Regions from separate parts of the Homo sapiens genome. Here region 2 is linked to region 1. The links are chromatin loops, found by intact Hi-C in ENCODE. Cell type or tissue: ascending aorta. All regions are shown on one strand.

Evidence for each region. Hi-C counts contacts between places; a loop is a spot of excess contacts. Peaks named below come from ENCODE experiments on the same cell type or tissue, not always from the same donor. Only the 100,000 strongest peaks of a DNase experiment are listed, where the experiment ranks them.
Region 2: it touches region 1 in a loop (4-fold over the local background); 6 of 110 quality-filtered maps call a loop at or near these places.

Annotation. Positions count from the first base shown.
Region 1 is chr7:36,290,236-36,292,735 of GRCh38, forward strand. All of the region lies in intron 6 of EEPD1 (endonuclease/exonuclease/phosphatase family domain containing 1), which reads left to right. Among named protein-coding and RNA genes, the nearest start is that of MATCAP2, 76 kb to the right of the region's middle. RefSeq lists a silencer at 1,805-2,099. In ascending aorta, a CTCF peak has its summit at 1,431 (motif pointing left); DNase peaks (open chromatin) are centred at 86, 1,436 and 1,956; H3K4me3 peaks cover 1,096 bases; H3K27ac peaks cover 2,500 bases.
Region 2 is chr7:36,223,847-36,226,346 of GRCh38, forward strand. All of the region lies in intron 2 of EEPD1 (endonuclease/exonuclease/phosphatase family domain containing 1), which reads left to right. Among named protein-coding and RNA genes, the nearest start is that of EEPD1, 72 kb to the left of the region's middle. In ascending aorta, a CTCF peak has its summit at 1,265; no DNase peak of the experiment used is centred here; H3K4me3 peaks cover 830 bases; H3K27ac peaks cover 1,797 bases.

The sequences.
Region 1 (2,500 bases):
TATCCAGGGAGTAGTCAGGATTTTGGCAGAAAACCTTGGGCAGGTTATGTTCCAAATTGCCAAGGTACTATTGACCCACAGCCTGGCTTGGCCTTGACTCATCCAAGTAGGGACAATGACTCATGCTGCCTGTGTCCCCTGCTTGTAACTAGTACCCAATTAATTATTAACTGGTGACACTCCAGACCCAGGGGTTCAGGAAGCAATTCAGCCTGCCCAGGTCTAACAAGGGTAGACAAGTCAGCAGAGGGGTTCAGCTAAAGCAAAGACAAAGCCTTCATTCCACAGCTTCTATCAGAGCAAACAGAACCGATGTGGTTAGCAAGCTCCGGGCCTTTCTGCCTTTGTCTGGAACGTGCATGCAGGCTGACGTCAGTGGGGATATGCCAGTCCCCTAGTGGAACCTTCTTCCCTCAGACCTCACCAGGACTTGGGGACAGGGTCTCCCTCTGTGAACTGAGCAAGAGTGAAACAGGGTGTGTAGTAACTCTTGACATCTTGGCAGATGGTCCCTCAGTGGGGACTGGTTCCTGTAGTTGTCATTGGCGTTTTATAAATCTAGAGACTCTCTGAGGAAGTCAGCCCAAAACGTTCTCCCCTCACTGCTGGGAATCAAGGGAGCGACAAAGGAGCCCAGCCCAGGTGGGTGGCTTTTTAGGAAGATAACTCAGGCTCCTGCGCATCTACCTGTGGATTCTCAGAAGCAACAACTGCCTTGATGTCATCACCGACGCGGATTCAATCGGAAGAACATGAGTTGTAAGAAATCCGATGTGCTCATTCAAAAAGGGAACCGTTGTCACTCCTGAAGCTACACAGAGCTGGCTCTATTGACCCTTGACACCAGCGTCTCTCCTGGCTTTAGAATTGTCTTTTTCAGCCCAGACCTTTGCAGGCCTGCATCCCAACGAAAACCTCCCTCATTATATGGGAACTTTGTTTTCTTTGATATTCAATGAATGTAGCATCTTTCTCTTTGTTCCTTTCCAAATCAAACTGCACCCTAATTCTGGGACATTTGTGGTTCCGCTTGTCTGTTGCTCACATATTTATTGAGTGCCTGCTGATGCACTTGGTGTCGCAGTGGACAGCAGCCACTTCCGTGTGGTCTTCCATCCTAGCCCTTTGTGGTGAGCCCTGGATTTGAGGCCTGGCCTGGTGACTTTGGACAAACCTTCCCACCTCTGGGAGCCTGTTTCGTACCTGCAGAAGGGAGATGGTAACAGCACCTGCCCCATGGGTCGTGGCTGTTAAGTGCGGTGCTATCGAGGAAGTGGTCAGCACAGTGCCATGACTATTATTCAAGCTGGCACTGATTTCTCCATGGTGTGGGTGGCCCTGCAGGAGAGGCTTCCTTCCATCCCACCCATTGTCCTCACTCCTCCTAGAGGAGGGCGCCATCTGCAATGCACATGCGCCCTCTGGTGGTGGCCTGAGTGGCTTCCCTTCAGATTCCTTTCCCTGCAGTTGTTATTACGGAAGCACACCCGTGGCCAGGAAAAAAAGATTTGCCAAGTGTCGTGGATACATTTATGACTTCGTTTATGAACTGCTTTCCCTAAAGCCTCCTTCACAAGGTGTGGCAGAAATGCCACCTCCTGCTGTGGGACAACAAGGGTCAAGCAGAGCCCAGGGGAATCCCGCAGAGCCCAGCTGGGGGGCGAGTGTTCTTTCAGGATTTCTACTCGCTTTGCTTGGAAAATACTTCATAACTATCCCACTTCCTCTAGGGTAAATCAGACTGTGGGAGAAATGTCTAAAATGCTTTAGGAGAAAACCTTTCCCCCTTGGCCCTGAAATCACTTTGTAGTTCTTATGCACACATATTTAACTTCCACTGTGTGTCTCTCCCTGACAAACCTGTGAAGCTGTATCAGGAAACTGATCAGGAAGGGGGCCCACGCTACATGTGAGTGCCCCGTGCCAGGCGCTTCTGGCGGCTCCTCTAATCCTGACACCAACCTGGGAGGAAATGGCTTGTTCTTTCCCTTTTATAGACTAAAAGGCTTGCCCAAGGTCACGAAGCTGGGAAGTGACAAACTTCAAATTCCACACTCAGAGTCATCCAGCTGTTTTCTCTTAGAACCGGGGCCGAGAACCACTGTTTTCTTTCTTTCTTTTTTCTTTTCTTTTCTTTTGTTTTGTTTTCTTTTCTTTTCTTTCTTTCTTTTCTTTCTTTTTCTCTCTTTTTCTTTCTCTCTCTCTGTCTCTCCCTCCCTCCCTCCTTGTCTTTCTCTCTCTCTCTCTTTCTCTCTCTTTTTCTCTTTCTCTTTCTCTTCTTTCTTTTCTTCTTTGACAGAGTCTCACTCTAGCCGAGGCTGGAGTGCAGTGGAGCCATGTTGGCTCACTGCAACCTCTGTCTCCCGGGTTCAAGCGATTCTCCTGCCTCAGCCTCCCAAGTAACTGGGATTACAGGCGCCCACCACTATGCCCAGCTGATTTTTGCATCTTTAGTAGAGATGGGGTTTCACTATGTCGGCCAGGCTGGTCTCAAACTCCT
Region 2 (2,500 bases), 66 kb before region 1:
CTGTGTCTGCAAGGAGAAACTTGCAGATGTAAGTAAAATAATATAATCAAGGCTTAGCAGGGTACCAACATCTGGAAAACACTTTCAACTGAATCCTCTTTCTCCTCTTCATTGGTTCTTTCTACATTTCAGTCTGTTCCCCTGCCTTTTCTTCCAAATTTTCCAGGAATAAAATTGCCTAGTCTACTTTAGTTTTATCTCCTGCAGTTAAGCCAAGTCATTAACTTTCTAATGGACTTTCCTGTGGAGCCTCAGATCTTAAATTAGGTTAAATGTTTCAGCTTTTTAAAAAGTGGCATTAAATAGGCAATTTGCTGTTGGGAAAAAAAGCTTGTATATGGAAGTGTTTCCTAGTCTTTGGTCAGCAGCCAGCCTGACTTTTACTGTTCATCATCACCCCTGTTCAGTGGGATCTCAGTGGAGTGAAAGGTTTCAAGTTGACTGGAAGCAGAGCTCTTTCTCTGTGCCTTCCCAAGGTGGGTATGAGAAGGAGAGATCGATCCTTTACACAGGTGGATAGAAAACGGGCCGACAGTCAGTCCACTCATAATAGCTGGACAAATGTTTCCTTGTTTAAGGATGCATAAAGACTAAAAAAAGGCTGTGGAAAAGTCCTGCAGAACAAGGTAAAAGCAAGAGCTTCTGTAGACTGAGATGGAGTTTCTATTTTGAAAAACCATCTACAGCAGACTCCAGAAGATAGTTTTGGGAAAATATGTGGCATCCTCAGTATACAGCAAAAGGACATGGTCTCCCAGGGCCAGGAACAGTAAAACGTGAAGAAAGGATATTTGACATGGAAAAGCAACAGAAAGGGAAAAGCAAGGAGATGGATTCCATAAGGAAAGGTTTTAAGGATCCAATAGCAGAACTAAAATCCAAATTAGCAAGAGTATAGAAAAGTATTCATGTATAGTAAACTGAATAATGGCCTCCAAAAGTTTTCCATATCCTAATCCTTGGCACTTGTGAATGTTACCTCACATGGAAAAAAAAAAAGTTTTGCAGATTTGATTAAATTAAGGATCTTGAGGGGTATGGGGGTTATACTGGGTCATCTATGTGGGCCCTAATTGCAATCACAAGTGTCCTTGTAAGAGACAGGAAGAAGGAGATGTGATGATAGGAGAGAAAGCGACATGACCATGGCGACAGACTGGAGTGATGAGGCCAAAAACAAGGAATGCAGGCAGCCACCAGAGACAAAAAAAAAATAGGCTCTCCTCTCGAGCCTCCAGAGGGAGTGCGGCCATTCCGATAGCTTGATTTCAGCCCAGTGAGCCTGAGACTTCTGGCCTCCAGAACTGAGGGAATGACTTTCTGTTGTGTTAAGTCACCAAGTTTGTGATAATTTGTTAGAACAGCCACAGAAAACAACACAAATGCCATGGAAAATCAAATCAGTGATATGAGTCAGGGTGAAACAAGTCGAGAAAGATTCTGGAAAATATGAGAAAAGAAGAACAAGAGACAGGGTTATACATGTGGAAGATGGAACTGACCACCCACATTCAGATTTTTGGCGTTGGTGATTATTGAAATCAGTGATCCGTCATCCAAACTGTGATGGAAGGAAACCCCGTGCTCACGAGGGACTGTGCGTGAATATCAAAGGCCTCACTCAACCACATTCTGAACAAACTCAGAAAGAGACGGCCACATCTGAGCATACCCTGGGAATAATAAAGAATAACAACGATAAGAGGGGGACAAGCATTTCATCCAAACAGAGAAAAAAGTAACAAAAATTAAGTCGACTTTAGACTTGTTCTGTATAACAAAGAGACTGTGTTTACAGAACCTGTCAGAAGATTAAAACATCTGGGAATTAAAAAAAAATTTGGCTCTATTCCCAGGCCCCATAACACCAACCTACGTGTGGAGCCTGAGAATCTGAAGCATTAAAAGTTCTTCGATTATCAAGTAAGTTTATGAACCCTCTACAAAATTTGGGGGTTATGTAGCAACCCAAACAATTTTATGCTCAGCTGAGTTGCCTTTTGTCTGTGAAGCCAATCAGAAAGACATTCTCAGATGTGCAGGGGCTTAGGGAAGTATACAAACATGCTCCTTTCTTTAAAATTCATTTTAAAGACATGTCTTAGATGCTCAAGAGTTAAAACAGAGCTCAAGAGTAGCTAACATAAGCACCAGATTCCATAAAACTAGAGAGCAGTTTAAATTATTGTTATAAGTCTGATTAGCAAACAAATGCAAATGTCAAAAATTGTTCTTACAATAAACTATGTAATGGAAAGACAACCAAATGCCTGTATTCTGGATCTAAGCCTTAGAGTATTGCTAATGAAGATCAAAGAGGGAAGGGGAGATAAGGGTTGTAATGCTGCTTGTCCGAAATGGGATGGTATCAAGAAAAAGTTGTTTCAGTCTTTATTCTAATCCTCAAGAAGTGTTAGTGGCTAAAGAAAGGCTCTGAATGATGAGTACTAATAGCCGCCATTCCGAGAGGCTTATGAGGGAAGCAGCGTGCTAAGTACTT